Linked DNA regions of Mus musculus: region 1 is linked to region 2. Evidence: chromatin loops called from intact Hi-C (ENCODE). Cell type or tissue: heart. All regions are shown on one strand. Each heading gives the region's core, and the rest is flanking DNA. Links, peaks and the distances in the headings are about the cores only.

Region 1 (8,324 bases), core at 115-8,114, 59 kb after region 2:
CCTCTCACTCGCTCTTGCAGCCAGCCCAGCCTGGCCCCCTTCCCGGAGCCCTGCTGGGGAGGCCTTGGCAGTCCTCTCTGGCTCTGCAAGAAATGGAATCTGTCCTGAGAAAGCAGAAGGAAGCTGAGTTTTCCCCTTTGCCTTCCATGCAGTATCCTCGGGTTCTTCCACACCTTGTCCCTGGGCTGGGCTGGGTGTGGGGGACAGAGAAGAGTTCTGCACGTGGCACATGCCATCACTCGGCCCCACAAGTAGGAGTCTGGCAGAGCACTTCTCAACGGCCCCCTCTGCAAAAGCAAATGCTCACCCTTGTGAGTGATGCCCTTGCTCCGTGCTCCCCACCCTCCTCCTGCCAAGCTGGCTCCAGCGGTGCGGGAAGGACCAACCATAAAAAAATCAGTATTTGGAGCCGGGCGTGGTGGCGCACGCCTTTAATCCCAGCACTCGGGAGGCAGAGGCAGGCAGATTTCTGAGTTCAAGGCCAGCCTGGTCTACAAAGTGAGTTCCAGGACAGTCAGGGCTACACAGAGAAACCCTGTCTCGAAAAAAAAAAAAGGGGGGGGGGGGTTGTGCATGGGAGGGAGGAAGAAAGGGAAGAGAAAATGATGTAATCTCAAAAATAAATTGAAAAACAAGATGGGTTGTGAGGGAGACCCCAGTGCTGACATCGGGAGCACATGGGATCTGAACTTGGGAGCAGGGCATCTGATGTGACAAGCAGCCATCCCACGGTGGAGTCGGTCAGTACTATTCAGGGATTACCCTTCTGCCATGAGGCAGTGGTAGCTCCACCAGCGAGGTGACCTGAGCTGACCTTTATCATCACCCAGCTGATGTCAGCATCCGTTGGGCACACATATTCCCTTCTGCACAAGGTCCTCGGCAGAAGGTCTTCTGTCCTGGAAGCCTCTCTTCCACTCAGCGGGTCAGGAAACCAGACCAGTCTGTGCTAAGGGATGGGTGTGTTATCTGGTCACAGCAGGCTGTTTATTAAGGCTTTTATTCCCATCCACCCATAGCCCCTCTCCCTAGTCGACATGGCCTCACAGATATGGCTTCTACAGGCTCAGTCTTCAAGAGCAGCTGCCTCGTGACCCCTTGCTTCAGGAGTGCACGTGTGCATGAATGCAGAATTCTCCAGCATGGGTTTGTTTTTTTTGGTGTGTGTGTCTATAAACAGACCTCATTATACTGTTTTTCTTTTTCTTTTTTTAAAGATTCATTATTTATTATATGTAAGTACACTGTAGCTGTCTTCAGACAATCCACAAGAGGGAGTCAGATCTTGTTACAGATGGTTGTGAGCCACCATGTGGTTGCTGGGATTTGAACTCCAAACCTTCGGAAGAGCAGTCTGGTGCTCTTACCCACTGAGCCATCTCACCAGCCCAAAAGTTTTTTTTTTTTTAGATGTTTATTTATTATTATACATAAGCACACTGTATCTGTCTTCAGACACCAGAAGAGGGCGTCAGATCTCATTACAGGTGGTTGTGAGCCACCATGTGGTTGCTGAGATTTGAACTCAGGACCTTTGGAAGAGCAGTCAGTGTTCTTAGCCACTGAGCCATCTCGACAGCCCCCGTTTTTCATTAAACTAAAACTGTTCTTCAAGCTCGGTATGGTGGTCTGTCCTATGAACCTGAAGTCAGAATGGCCTACAGAGTGAAGCCCACATCTCAATGGCAAACAGGGAAGCCACCTTTTTCCATATTGGGGCCAGGGGGCCAGAGCTTACTGAATGCTGCCCCACCCCCAATACGTCCAAGCTGTGCTGAGCCCTGTCCTGGCTGGGTGGGTATGACTGGCCTATCCTTAGCACAGAGTGAAGGCAGGGCGGTCTGCCCCATGCATGTCAGTGCCTTCATCAGAGGAGACAAAACAGGCCCTAACTGCCCCAGTGCCTGTGGGACCAGTTCCAGTTCCCTGAATGGCAAAGTGAGAGACTTTCATGGGACCATCTTTGACCTCAAGAACCCAGCAAAGGGGATGGGGGTGGGGGTGACAGGGAGGGCAAGCGCAGTGGGATCAGAAGATGGATGGGTCATGTGACTCAGTGGATAAAGGCAGGTGGCTGGCTGCTCCCAAGAACTAAAGACAAGGTGGATGCTGAAAGGTCCATAAAACCGCTCTCTGACACCTACACTGTGACACACATGAGAGGATAGCCCCTCCCCTCCAGGGTGACAATAAACAAACAAACAAATAAAAATTTAAGAACCACTCAGGAAGCCACTGGGAAGAAAAGAACAGACCCCGAAAGACGTGTGTCAAATACTGTTTTTTTGTTTGTTTGTTTTTGTTTTTTTGAGACAGGGTTTCTCTGTGTAGTCCTGGTTGTCCTGGAACTCACTTTGTAGACCAGGCTGGGGATCCTGAATCTCACAGAGCCATTGCCTCCCGGTGACCAGATCCTATGTACACGGAACAGCCTTGAACTCATAATCTTCTTACCTCAGCTTCCTTAACAGGGATTGCAGATGCGAATCTGAGGAACGAGCCAACTGTCCTGTAGTTGTAACTGGGGTGTTAAAAAGACTCCCTCTTGGGGCTGGAGAGATGTCAGTGGTTCTGAGTTCAATTCCCAGCAATCACATGGTGGCTCACAACCATGTGTAATGGGATCAGATGCCCTCTTCTGGTGTGTCTGAAGACAGCAACAGTGTACACACATAAATAAATCTTAAAAAACAAAAAAGACCTCCTCTGACCTACATTTTATGACTAAACCATCAGTGTTTGAGGTAATTCTTGGGGTAACTGTAAGGTTGTCTTCCTGCAGACTGACCAGGATTTATATCTTAGACATACAGGGATGGGGGGGGGTCTCACCCCGAGGAAAGCAGGTTGGCTCCTGACGCTGGACAGGTTCCACATTCCTGCCAGCCCTTGTGGACGTTCTGCTCACCCCTGTCCGGTTTGACTGCCATCCCTGGAGATCTGGTCACCGTGTGGGAAAAAGCTGGTTGTAAGCCACAGCCTTTCTGGTGCAGGCAGACTTGGGGTCTGAATGGTTCGTTTTCTCATCATGGCCAATAGGAGAATATCTGGGGCTGCAGCCATGAGCCTCAGTGCTTTGTCCTGAATATCAGCAGTGTGCTAAATGTGGGACTCTGTAGCCTGGAGTTTGCCTACTCAGCCTTATGCTCCTGGCGGGTGGCGCTTCCAGCCACCCGGCCCCTGAGCTCTTTAGATCCTTAAATGAAACACACACACACACACACACACACACACACACACACACACACACACACGAGCTTATTTTTGCTGGGCAGTTCTAATCCTCCTGCAGCTAGCATACTTTTCCTTCTGGTACCCCTGTCTTAACACCTTCTGAATCTACTTTTAACTTCGCTACTCTGTTACCTTCCGTGAGGCCCATTGGTCTATGCTGTCCGAGACACTAGCTTCTGGGCGGGCTTCCCCTTTCCCCTACATTTCAGAGATCTTCCCTCTGCAGCTCTAAATCTGATCCGACTCTCCCAGGTCATGGCGACTCTCCTCCCCTGCCTCCTGGCCTTCACAGATCTAAGAGTCCCGCCCCATTTCCCTTTGCCCAGCCATTAGCTGCTGACATCTTTTGGTTTTGTTTTGGTTTGGTTTGGTTTTGGTTTTGGTTTTTGGAAACAGGGTTTCTCTGTATAGTCCTGACTATCCTGGAACTCACTCTATAGACCAGGCTGGCCTCGAACTCAGAAATCCACCTGCCTCTGCCTCCTGAGTGTTGGGATTAAAGGCGTGTGTGCCACCACGCCTGGCTCAGCTGCTGACATTTTTATTGGTGGATCCAAAAGTAGTTGGGGACAAGGTCCTTCAGCATTTGGACAGGCAGATTCCCCTGGCACCTGTCTGATTTGCTCTCTGTTGCTTTTCCTCTATGGCTTAAACAGCTAAGTACTTGAACAGGCTCATGTGGGTGCGTGTATGAGCGTGCACACACACAAGAAAAAGCAGCCATCCTATCTTTAGGTTGTTCTTGGTGGCAGTTTTGCCATAGCTAGGCAGGACGGTGCTCAGCTCACTAGTAACAGCAGACAGACAGAAGCAACAACACAGCAACAATGGAGTCCAACAGGGCCCGGCAAGCCAAGGCACAATAATTGAAGGTTTAAGGGTAGCCCAGACTACAGAGTGACTTCAAGACCTGCCTGGGTAACTTAGTGAGTGAAACCTTGTCTCAGAAATAAAATGCATATGGGCCTTGGTGATGTACACTTTTAATCCAGCACTCAGGAGGCAGGAACAGCTGTGACTCTGAGGCCAGTCTGGTCTACATAGGAGTTCCAGGAATGTAGCCAGGACTACATTAGACTGTCTTCAACACATAGGTGGGTGGGTGGACATAAGGACGGACAGACAGACAGATAAGTAAATACATAGACAACAAGCAGCAAAGGGCTGGTGAGATGGCTTGGCCAGTAATAAGCATAAGTCACCAGGCCTGATGACCTGAGTTTTGTCCCTAGGGCCCACATATGGAAAGAGAGAGCCAGTTGCTATGAGCTTTCCTCTGACCTCCACACATCCACTATGGCAGACCGACACACATAAACACGGACACAGAAAAACGAAATTTAAGCCCGGTATAGTAACTAATATACAATGCCCTTACTCCCAGCACTCAGGAGGCACGGGCAGGCTCTTCTGCATCGTTTCAGTCCAGAGAGGGCAAGTAGGTTGGCAGAAAACTTGCCTAGGGTATGCAAGGAAGATCTTCAGTGTTAACAGAAAAGGCTCAGGGGTGAGCTGGGTCCTTCCCAAAGGAGGAAACGTCTGAGGATTTCTGAGGATGAGGAAGCACCGTGGCCCAGGCTGTGCTTAGTGACAGTGACTGTTGGTTTTGTAACATGGTGGGCAGTGCTGTGAAAATGGTAAACTGAGGCCAGAGGGCCTGGCAGGAAGGCCAGCTGGGACCTTACATGGCAGTGGCCACCATATTGGGTGCCACAGGACTGCCTTTGGTGACCGACTGTTCCTGGAACTTGTTGCAGTTCCCCAAATGCATTAGACGCTGCCGCAGTGTTTCCTGTTCACATGTTCAGTGCCCCACTTTGGGAAGCCTCTCAGATCTTTGCCTCTAAACTGGACTGTGTCCCCTTGGACATGCCCCCATTCCGAGGTGCTTTCAGAGAGGAGAGGCTCCCCGCCACCATAGCTGGGGGTTCCTTGGAAATTCACGCAGGAGAAAACAGAGCTGAGTGGCATCTTGAAGACACAGTAAATGGAATTTGTGACCAGCAACAGTCACTCTATCCACTCAGTGCATCCCAATACAGAGAGTCGGACTGGCGGATGGACGGACGGATGGACAGACAGACAGAGACAGAGGCAGTGCACATGCTTTTCTAGCACCTTGGTGCAAAACAAGCTACCTTGGGAGCCATGGAAGAAGGGAGAAAACTTATGGAGTAAGAGGCTAGAGGAGCGGAGCAGGGTCAGACGCCGGGACACAAGACAGACTCGCAGCTTGCTTTGCTGGAAGAACTGGGGTAACATGGCCACAAGCCCAGGGGCACGGGCAGAATTCCGGACCGCAGGGGTGAGCTGACAAGAAGAAACAGATCCAGAACAAAGGCCATGCCCACTTCCACAAACTCCAGGGCCAGCGACTGTTGTGGCGCATGTGCAGGAGCCCCCTGACCCTTTACCCCAGAGTGGGTTTGAGGACCTGAAGCTGACGCTTTGCCTGGACTGTCCCGTTTCCCATGGGGCTCACAATATGCTTGTGATATTGGAGATTAGAGCCTCCAACTCTAAAACAACCAATGGTAGGACCGAGGGGCAGCCAGCCATGGATGCACACGCTAGGAGTTCATTCGGACAGAGCCAGGCGGCCCACCTTTAGCTACATAACGAACCTGAGGCTAGCCTGAGCTACATGCAATCCTAATCTTGGAAGGAAGGAAGGAAGGAAGGAGGAAGGAAGGAAGGAAGGAAGGAAGGAAGGAAGGAAGGAAGGAAGGAAGGAAAAAAAAAAAAAAAAACTAACCAGGCAGCACATAGTGCGTGAGAAGCTGAGCTGAGACGGGATCCTTCTTCCTCTGCTTTTTTTTGTTGTTTTTTTTTTTCGAGACAGGGTTTCTCTGTGTAGCCCTGGCTGACCTGGAACTCACTCTGTAGACCAGGCTAGCCTCAAACTCAGAAATCCACCTGCCTCTGCTTGAGCTGGTTTCTTTTCCTGCCTCTTCACAGTACCTCCAGGTTTTTTCGTTCTGTTTATTTATTTGATACAGGGTCTTTCTCCGGGCTGCCCTGGAATTCTATATAGACCAGGCTAGCTCAAACTCTGCCCACCTCTGCCTCCTGAAAGCTGCGGACTAAATATGTATGCCACCATACCTGTTCCTCTGGGATTTTAAAGTGGTTTTTGAGGATTGCTGGGAGTGGAACACAGGACCTCTCGCATCCTAAGCAAGTACCTTGCACAGAGCTGCAGCGCTGGTCCCTTAGGTCCGTCCATATAAAGGACACCCGGTCCTGACTGCCTTTGGCTTCCTGGACCTTTGCCTTGCTGAGCATATTGTGAAGTTGTGTCACTTGGAAACAGCCCAGCCTTCTTGGTTTCTTTTATTTGGCAAGTATTGTGCGGAAGGGCTCAGAGCAAAAAGGACCTTCAGGATGGCCACTCCAGTCCCAACAATGACCTCAGATGCAGTCTGGGTAAGGAGGCAAGCAAAAGGAGTGGGCCTGGGGTGTCCTTCAGTGGCAGGGCACCCACAGGAGGTACCCAAAGTGTGCCTAAGGTCCTGGGTCCGATCCTTCACAGCACACACACACTGTGCTGCTTAGTTTTGTGCCAACCTCACACAAGCTAAAGTCATCTGAAAGGAGAGGGCCTCTGTCATGAAGATGCCTCCATACGATCAGGTTGTAGGCAAGCCGTTTGGCCATTTTCTTCATTAATGATTGATGGGGGAGGGCTCAGCCCACTGTGAGTGGCGTCATCCCTGTGCTGGTGGTCCTGAGTTCTCTAAGAAATCAGGCTGAGAAAGCCATGGTGAGGGGTAAGCCAGTAAGCAGCACCCCTCCATGGCCGCAGCCTCAGCTCCTGCCTCCAGCTTCCTGCCCCATTGGGGTTCCTCTCTTGACTTCCTCTGATGACAATGCTATGAAAACCCTTTCCTGCCCAATTCGCTCCTTGGTTGTGGTGTTTCATCACGGCAATAGACACCTTAACCAAGACACAACACAAAACCCAAAAAATCTGAATGTAAAATGATAAATGCAGCTCTGGAACAGCTGCCAGCCCAGAGCATCCAGGAAGAGACCCCGTACCCACCATGTTCCCTGTCCTTCACAAGATGCTGGCTGTCACACTGCCTGGGGCCTCAGGCTGCTCCCTGCCCTTCCTAGCTTATCAGAGTTTCTGTTCTAGGATTGAGGCCAGGCCCCCGAGACCCTGGCCCTTTGAATACATGAACTAGCCTTCCAGACATGCTGGATACCTTGTAGCGCACAGCTGTCATAGAACTCCGGAGGTGGAAGCAGAGAAGTCTAGAGAAAAGAAAAGTTAAACTGCAAAAGTCCCGACAACAAACACAAGCTGGGGATCTGGACAACGGAGGAAGGAGCCCCACTTCTAAAATCTCCGACATCCTTGAAGGTCTACAGCCTAAGGTGTCTCGTCTCTTTGCTGAAGGTGACAGCGGATGCCCCTGCAACCTCCAGGCTGAGGGGTTTCATTGATTCTTTCCCTCTCCCCATCCTACCCCCAGTCAGGTGGTGCTGTCTGAGGACGAAGTTTGTCAAGGTTCCCATCGGCCATGCTTCCCTGTTGGGTCTACCTCTGCACCTGACCTGCTGTCAATTATCCTTCTCCAGAAAGGTCTGAGGCAATCCAGGCAGGGCCAGACAGAGGAACTCACTCATAACCACATGGCAGGCAGGAAGTAGCAAGGGGGGCTAGCTCAGGGTACCTCACATCTGCCCCTTGGGGTTTCTGTGCAAGAATAGGGCACCTAGGCTGTCCCTTGTCCTGATTACCATCTGATTGACTCAGGAGGCTTTGCTTCAGTACCACCAATGTTAGATGGCTTTCAACCTAGGCAGGGGGAGAAGAGGCCTGGGGCAGGACTATAGGTATGTATGCATAAACTATAATGCCCACTCAGAGTAAGTGTAGGTTCCATGCTGTGATTATATGTCCTGCTGGTGTGACGAACGGGCCTTTAATCTCAACACTCTGGCAGTAGAAAGAAGAGGTGGGTGGAGGTGAGGAGGAGGGAGAGAGGGGAGAGGAGGAGAAACGGTGGGAGGGTGGGAGGGAGAAAGAGGTAGCGCTGTTGGTAGAACGCTTGGCTACCATTTGGGAAGCCCAGGATCCC
Region 2 (8,324 bases), core at 100-8,099:
GATGGTCGCCAAAAAGGATGTCCACATGCCTAAGCACCCGGAGCTGGCAGACAAAAATGTGCCCAACCTTCATGTAATGAAGGCCATGCAGGTGTGGAGAGGGACACAGGTGGGAATAGGTCTGCCCTTCCCGAGGAGCCAGCTGCTGACTGACATGTGTCTATGTCCTGCAGTCTCTCAAGTCTCGAGGCTACGTGAAGGAACAGTTTGCTTGGAGACATTTCTACTGGTACCTTACGAACGAGGGCATCCAGTATCTCCGAGACTACCTGCACCTACCCCCGGAGATCGTGCCCGCCACCCTGCGTCGCAGCCGTCCCGAGACCGGCAGGCCTCGGCCCAAAGGTACTGATTCTGATTGCCCCAAGGGCCGCCTCAGAAACCGTTTTTTGGGGGTGTATTGGTTGCACAATTGCTTTTGAGATAGGGTCTCATGAAACCCAGAGGGGCCTTGAGGTCCTTATATAGCTGGGAACTTTAAACAATCTCTGATCCCATCTCAGCCTGAGGGTTGGAGGTCACAGGTGTGTTCTACCTCTCACAGCTTAGACTTTTTTTTTTCTGGTTTTTCAAGACAGGGTTTCTCTGTGTAGCCCTGGCTGTCCTGGAACGCACTCTGTAGATCAGGCTGGCTTCGAACTCAGAAATCCTCCTGCCTCTGCCTCCCTAGTGCTGGGATTAACGGCGTGTGCCACCACGCCCGGCTGCTTAGGCATGTTCTTAGAGCACAGTGGTGTCAGGGCAAGATCTCAGGTGATATCCCAGAATTCTGTGAGATGGCCTTGAATTTGAACAGTTTTCATGGCTACAGCCTCCCCCAATGCCTGAGTGTGACCCGGTGGTGTGGCAGAGCACTGTCAAGCAGAGTGGTTTTGTGTATTTACTTGGCCAGGGGAACAGAAGTGAGGAGGAGGAGGAGGGAGAAGCCAGCTGTGTATAAGCATGACCTGAGGGTATGCTTGGGGGGGGGGTGTCTGGAACGTCCCTGGTTCCTGAGATCACTGCTGGCCTGCAGTCCCTTGAACTAATGTAGTATCTACAGGCTGAAGTGATGGGGTAAAAATATTCCTGAACACAGTTGGGTTTTCCTGGAGAGTGCTTAGCCCAGGAAGTTGTGCAGAGCACACCTAAGGGATCCTAGCAGTTAGGGGGTCTGTGTCTCTGCTGAATGAATACCCTGGGTGAAACCAAGTTCGTTAAGGAGCCCGTGGTGGTGCATACCTTTGATCCCAGCACTTGGGAGGCAGAGGCGCTGTTGAGTTTCAGGACAGCTAGGACTGACTATACAGTGATATTTTGTGAGTCACATAAAGTCAAACCAAAAAATAAAAATTAGAAATTTGTGGCAATAATTTGGGCACTTTGAGACAGGGTTTCTCTGATTGTCCTAAATCAGATCAGGTTGGCCTTAACTCAGATCTGCCTGCCCCTGCTTCCTGAGTGCTGAGATTAAAGGTGTGTGCCAACCCACCCAACCTTCCAGGTAAAAATGTTAATCCTACCTCCCGCTCAGGAAGCAGGGGCAGGCTAGGCTATAGAGCCAGATCCCCTCTAAAACCATTCTAGGTGGATATGTGCTAAGTAAGTCCCTCTGAGTGGGGTGTGTGGGAGGCAAGGGTAAACTGGAAGGTGTGTGGAGGTATGGAGACAACTTTGAAAATTGTGTCTTTTCCCAGTGAAATCTGTGGTCAAGTTTAGGTCTCTGAGATTTCATAGCATCGTTTATGGACTGAACTGCCACTGGCTGCTTGCTTGTGGTCTGGTTTTTTGTTGGTTTTGCTGTCCTGGAACTCACTCTGTGCCAGGCTCCTGAGTGCTTGGATTAAAGGCTTGTTACCACCACCCAGCTTGTTTTAACCAAGATGTGAGGAACCGAAATACTGGTAGTGATAATTTCCTGTGGGGACATCAAAGTTTGTGGCACTGTTCTGGGTGTGAAGGACTGATACTCCTTTATAGTCTGGCTCCCAGAGAGAGCTGGAAGCACACCGCACTGCCAGCTTCTCCTGCTCTTCAGTCATTTGCTGCCCTGCACTCACAATATCTTTTGGTTTCTGTAGGTCCAGAGGGTGAGCGACCTGCAAGATTCACAAGAGGGGAGGCTGACAGAGACACCTACAGAAGGAGCGCTGTGCCCCGTGAGTATCTCCTCTCCTCTGCCTGGGGTTGAACTCAGATTCTTAGCAGCCCTCCATGGAATGCAGTCCTTGCTGCCAAGGCAGCCAGGAAAGGTCCTGGTGTGGGAACTAGAGGGAGGCCTGTGCTGGAACACTGAAGGCCAGTGTTGGCAGGGCTCAGCCGACATCCCTCTGTCAACCCCGTGGGACCTAGTGTTTGAGAAAGAATGCTTGCCCTGAGCCTGCCAGGTGTGCTGGGCACCTGTGGGGGTTGAGAACATCTCCACGATGCCCTTGTCATTGAGTTCCCACTGTCACTGGTGCAACAGTGCTGCAGGTGGGTCAGAGAAGCAGGCTCATGGGAGGGAGGATCAAGCAAACACCTAGAAGAGCCGGTTTGACTCCTGAGGAAAATACAGGGAAGACTGAGGTGTGGGATGTGTGCAGAGCTTTTCTTACCATCCTTTCTGCATTTGGTACTTGGAGATGAACACCTTCCACAGTTATGGTTGAGGGAATCCTCGTGCAGAGGGTGGGGCCCGTGAGCACCCTGATTGGAGACAGAAGTGAGCCAGCAACTGCCTGGTGCTGAGGGGACAGGGTAGTCTCCGATTGTAATAAAGCAGCGTTCTGTTGGCCCCAGCTCGCCCAACCCATGAGCTGAATTTGAGTGTAAAACCTACGTTTAGTGGAAACGTGATTTGGCTACTGCAGCTTTACATTTAGTCCTAAAGTGTTGTTTTAACGTGTAACCTAGAGCATGGGTGTTTCACCCTCCCTCACCCCCTTCCCCTTCCCATCTGATCTGCCACACTTGTTTCTCTCTCCTTGGCTAAACCTCTTGTGCAGTTTGGTTCTCGAGGTCAGAGCAGCTTTCCTGGAGGAGGGGATGGTAGTTAATGAGTTTGGGAGGTGACCAGGGGCTCTGAGGGGGGTGGGAGGAGAGGCAAGCCGTGCTCCCCGTCACCGGTGCTCAGTGAGGAGACTTGCCTGCCTTCCTACCCAGGGGTCAGCTCTTAGGTGACTGTAAATTGTTCTTTCCAGCTGGAGCTGACAAGAAAGCTGAGGCTGGGGCTGGCTCAGCCACTGAGTTCCAGTTTGTGAGTATCTCTTTCTTGTCTGCTCTGCAGTCACTGGGGCCTGGCCAGTGTTAGTGGGCTATGGGGGTATGATGGGTCCTTTCCCTACTGTGTTGGGATCAGTCTTGCAGTGGAACTGTGTGAACATGCTTTGCAGATCTTGTGTCTGTGGTGTGCTCCTATTAACTGAAGGCTAGGGCCCAGCCTCTGAATTTATTTTATGACATTTGAAACAGAACACTGGGAATTCTGTAGGACCCGAAACAGAATTGCTCTACAGTCCCCATTTGATCTTGGTTCCCTTCTGCCTTGGTGTGTCCATGAAATGGTGACAGTTACCACGATAAAGGCACATGTAGACCAGCTAATCTCATTGCCTGCTTGCCATGGGGGGCTGCAGTCTCATGGAGCCCTGTAGCAGGGCCTCACAGACCACTGCTCTCAGATCTCATCTGAGGAAGAGGCTCTAGGGTATGAGTCCCTAGGCTGGGGCTACTTTAGTGCCCAACTTTGCAGCCATAGCCTTAAAGGTTTAACAGTGGGAAACAGACTCAAAACTTAAATACCGCTCCACAGCCAGTAGGGGTGGGACTGGGTGGAATGGTCTCCTGGCTGTTTACTTTTGTGGGTGTCTCTGGTGCTGAGGTCTAAGAGCTAGAAATGCCTCCAGGCAGAGCTGGGCCATTGCTAATGCTCATTTGCTTTTTCTTGCAGAGAGGCGGCTTTGGTCGTGGACGTGGTCAGCCACCTCAGTGAAGTTGGAGTTTATGTTGTATTGAATAAACTTTAAAGAAAAACATGTCCACTTGTGTATGTTCTGTAGCCTAAAGGGGGCTGGTTCAAGGGTCAGTGTGTGTGTGAATGGAGTGAAATTTTGGGAGTATCATCGGTGATCCTTGGCAGGCTAGCATCTCCCTCCCTGCAGAGTGGGTTCAGTGCAGGGCTGTGCCTCAGCTGTCAGGGTTTGTGACCTCTCCCTCAGACCAGCCATGCTGTGGGTGCTGCCTTAGAGTGGGGAGGTCCTAAGCACAGACAGGTCTCCTTCCTGTGGAGTAGTCCCAGGGCAGCTTTGAACTTTTGATCCTTTCACACATGGCCTGGAATAGAGTAGGGATAGAGAGGCCTGGGACTGAAACCCTAGCACTAATAGAATATAACTTCTCAGCTTTGTAAGGCTGGATTGCTCTATTTCCAGCTTGGAATGGAAGCTGCTGGAGTCCTGACTGAGGGCACCTTGGGGAAATGAATGGCAGTTTTTCTGGGTCTTGAGTGGTGGTAACTAGGGTATTAGGGGCGGAGAGATGAGAATGTTACTTCTGAGTAGCAGGTGAGAGGTGTCCCAATGGACTACAGCATACAGCCGGTTATGGCACCAGAATGGAGCTTGGTTGTGTTGGATGGGTGTAGGGACTGGCCCTTTATCTACAGGTCAGTCACTGGCCACTCAAGGTTGGAGCTGAGTAGGAGTGACTGGCAAAGCACCCTGTATAGACTCCAAGCTGCATCTCTTGAGTTCCAGTCCTGCATCCTTTGGTGATGAACAGCAGTATGGAAATGTAAGCTGAATAAACCCTTTCCTCCCCAACTTGCTTCTTAGTCATGATGTTTGTGCAGGAATATAAACCCTGACTAAGTTGGTACCAGCAGAGTGGGGTATTCCTGTGACAACCTGACCATGTTTTGGGGAGGACTGTGGAAGAACTTAGGAACTTTGGGCCAGAAGATCCATTTGGTATTAAGTGCATCTAAGCATTGGCATCTGTAGGGACAGGGCCACTAGGTGGCAGCAGGTAGCCCTGGGTTTTGGAACCTGAATGCCTTGCTGTAGGAGTTTCCTGTTGGCCAGCAGCAGTGGCATTGAAGTTTGCTGTGCAGTCTTGGCTTGGCTTCCCTTCAGACACCACAGCTCATGGGCAGTGCATATATATATATATATATATATATATATATATATATACCTTGGCAGCATTTAGCCTGGGTGCTCGGGAGGTTTTGCAGCTTCTGGCCTGTGGGGTACCTAGGCTGCTAGGTTTTACGCCACTATTCCTATTTGGGCTCTACAGATCCTATCTAAATTAGCTGTGAGTTTATTCTGAGGTGATAAACAGGTTTGTTTGGTTTTTGTTTTTTTTTAAAGATTTATTTATTATATGTAAGTACACTGTAGCTGTCTTCAGACACTCCAGAAGAGGGAGTCAGATCTCGTTACGGATGGTTGTAAACCACCATGTGGTTGCTGGGATTTGAACTCCGGGCCTTCAGAAGAGCAGTCAGGTGCTCTTACACACTGAGCCATCTCACCAGCCCCAGGTTTGTTTTCGAGACAGGGTTTCTCTGTGCAGTCCTGGCTGTCCTGGAACTCACTCTGTAGACCAGGCTGGCCTTGAACTCAGAAATTCACCTGCCTCTGCCTCCCAAGTGCTGGGATTAAAGGCGTGCCACACCACGCCCAGCCAGACTCTGTTTTATCTCAGCCTTTGCTGTGCTGTGATTATAGGTGTGTGCCATAAGAGGTTAAAATCTAGGGTCACCCATAGGTTGGGAGAAGCTTCAAAATTATAAAGCAATCTGTTCTTGGTAATAATTGTCCCTTGCTCATCTTTTCTTAGAGGCTCAGGGACATGTGTTGTGAATAAACAGGCTCGTGCCTATTGGCTCAATGCCTGTAATCACCGGGATACGGCATAGAGGCGAATTCAAAAGTTCAAGGCCAGGCTGGGCAGTGGGGGAGTATGCCTTTAATCTCATCGCTTGGGAAGCAGAGGCAGGCGAATTTCTGAGTTCAAGGCCAGCCTGGTCTACAGAGTGAGTTCCAGGACTGCACAGAGAAACCCTGTCTCGAAAACAAACCTGGGGCTGGTGAGATGGCTCAGTGTGTAAGAGCACCTGACTGCTCTTCTGAATGAAGGTCCGGAGTTCAAATCCCAGCAACCACATGGTGGCTCACAACCATCCGTAATGAGATCTGACTCCCTCTTCTGGAGTGTCTGAAGACAGCTACAGTGTACTTACATATAATAAATAAATAAATAAATCTTAAAAAAAAAAAAAAAGAAAACCTGTTTATCACCTCAGAATAAACTCACAGCTAATTTAGATAGGATCTGTATAGAGCCCAAATAGGGTTAGGCTGAGATCCTATTCAAAACAAAAGCTAAGTTTACCCTGAAGCACCTTGGTAAGAAAACCCAAACCTAGGTGGGCAGTGGTGAGTGCTTTTTAATCCAACACTCAGAGGTCAGCCTGGTCAGGACAGGTCTGGAACAGAGGGAGTTCCAGGATAACCAGGTCTGCACAGAGAAACCCTGTGTCAAAAACAAAAACCCAAACTGAAAAACCTGCTTTGTAACAGCAAAGACCAGGTGTTATCCAAACTTACAAAACTCGAGGGCAGGGGGTCAGGCAGTGAAGTTGGGCAGGGCAGACTTAGGTGAGGTCACTTAAGGAGGGTGGTTTTAAGACAGTAAGAGACAAATAACAAAAGGGCAGTGAGATGATGGGGTTCACTGCCAAGCCAGAGAGGCTCAGCTCACCTCAGGCTCACTCGGTGCCAGGAGAGAACCAGCTTGTCAGCTTGTGGAGCCGTCCTTTGACCTCCACGTGTGCACGCTTGACTGCCCCCTTCAGGCTGGAGAGATGGCTCAGCAGTTAAGAGCACTGGCTGCTCTTCCAGAGGTCCTGAGTTCAAATCCCATATGGTGGCTCACAACCATCTGTAATGGGATCTGACACCCTCTTCTGGTGTGTCTGAAGACAGCTATAGTGTACTCATATAAATAAATCTTTTTTTTTATTTTTGATTTTTCAAGACAGGGTTTCTCTGTGTAGCTCTGGCTGTCCTGGAACTCACTCTGTAGACCAGGCTAGCCTGGAACTCAGAAATCCGCCTGCCTCTGCCTCCCAAGTGCTGGGATTAAAGGCGTGCACCACCATGCCCGGCTTTAAATAAATCTTAAAGGTCATAGGTCATCTTAAAAAAAAATTGAAAGGGCTGGAGGGGTGGCTCATACACACTGACCCTGAACTTGCTAGCCTCCTCCCTGTACTTCTCTAGAGAGGTGCTGGGATTACAGGTCTGGGCCACCAGGGTAATGAGAGCATGAACTGCTATCCTCACAGACTGTCAGGCTGCCCATTGGCTGCACCAGCTGCTGAGTGGTCATGGTGAGGCACTGCAAGAAACTCAGCAAGAAAGGGAGGGAGGAAGCTAGGACAGAATGGGGCCATTGCTGGGGAGAAAGAAGGATGAGAGGTCGTGTTTGGCAGTCCCAGCCTGTGGAAGCCCCTAGTCCATGGCTGTTAGGGACTGCTTTATTGGAAGCCTGTGTGTGATAAATGTGTGGCCCAGTTCCAGAGGAACAGTTACTGGAGAAACAAGCCTTGCCTGCTTGACTGACACATCAAAGAGGCCATTGTGAGAAAAAGGGCAGCATCTTTAAATAGGACGAAATATGCAATGGGAGAGGAGACCAAGCCACATGGAGAGGCGTTCCCGAGAGAACAAATGGGTGTTAGGGAGCCTTGCAAAGAAAGGGCTCGAAGTCGCTGGGTCCAAGCCTTTTGCGATGGCTTTCCAGACCTCTCTCTCTCTCTCTCTCTCTCTCTCTCTCTCTCTCTCTCTGTGTTCTGCTCTGCAATAGACAGCTTTTTCTTGCTATTCTAAAAACTCTTTGGTTGATACAGCTCTCTCTGTAAGTAAAAATTCTAAAAGCTATCTAGGTAGCTCATGGCTTTTCTGACCAAGGTCAGAAAGGCTGCTATAAAAAATTTATTGGATCCCTAACCAAGTTAGAAATCCTGTTAGAGAAAATTCTTTTTTTTTTTTTTGGTTTTTCGAGACAGGATTTCTCTGTGTAGCCCTGGCTGTCCTGGAACTCACTCTGTAGACCAGGCTGGCCTCGAACTCAGAAATCCGCCAGCCTCTGCCTCCCAAGTGCTGGGATCAAAGGCGTGCGCTACCACGCCCAGCCTTAGAGAAAATTCTTGAAGAGCTGTTTTTGCTCTCCAGAGATTTCAAAAACTAAAGAAGAACTGCTATTGCTTCCCACTAGCTCATCTCCGGCACGTCAAAGCCCAGGGTTCTATTTACACACAGATCAATCCAGTCATCTGCTCCAGGAGTCCTTTT

Evidence for each region. Hi-C counts contacts between places; a loop is a spot of excess contacts. Peaks named below come from ENCODE experiments on the same cell type or tissue, not always from the same donor. Only the 100,000 strongest peaks of a DNase experiment are listed, where the experiment ranks them.
Region 1: a loop joins it to region 2, with 5 times the contacts of the local background. A loop is called at or near these places in 24 of 42 quality-filtered maps.

The regions. Positions count from the first base shown.
Region 1 is chr17:27,566,644-27,574,967 of GRCm38, reverse strand. No RefSeq gene overlaps it. Among named protein-coding and RNA genes, the nearest start is that of AI413582, 5.1 kb to the right of the region's middle. In heart, for the core only: a CTCF peak has its summit at 1,288 (motif pointing right); DNase peaks (open chromatin) are centred at 807, 2,883, 3,477 and 6,559; H3K4me3 peaks cover 343 bases; H3K27ac peaks cover 204 bases.
Region 2 is chr17:27,626,093-27,634,416 of GRCm38, reverse strand. It overlaps Rps10 (ribosomal protein S10), which reads left to right. Exons shown (of 6, transcript NM_025963.4): 2 at 1-91; 3 at 174-345; 4 at 2,061-2,138; 5 at 3,162-3,217; 6 at 3,911-4,002. The coding sequence ends at 3,952. Among named protein-coding and RNA genes, the nearest start is that of Gm15420, 5.0 kb to the left of the region's middle. In heart, for the core only: CTCF peaks have their summits at 4,967 (motif pointing right) and 6,810 (motif pointing left); a DNase peak (open chromatin) is centred at 4,976; H3K4me3 peaks cover 1,605 bases; H3K27ac peaks cover 717 bases.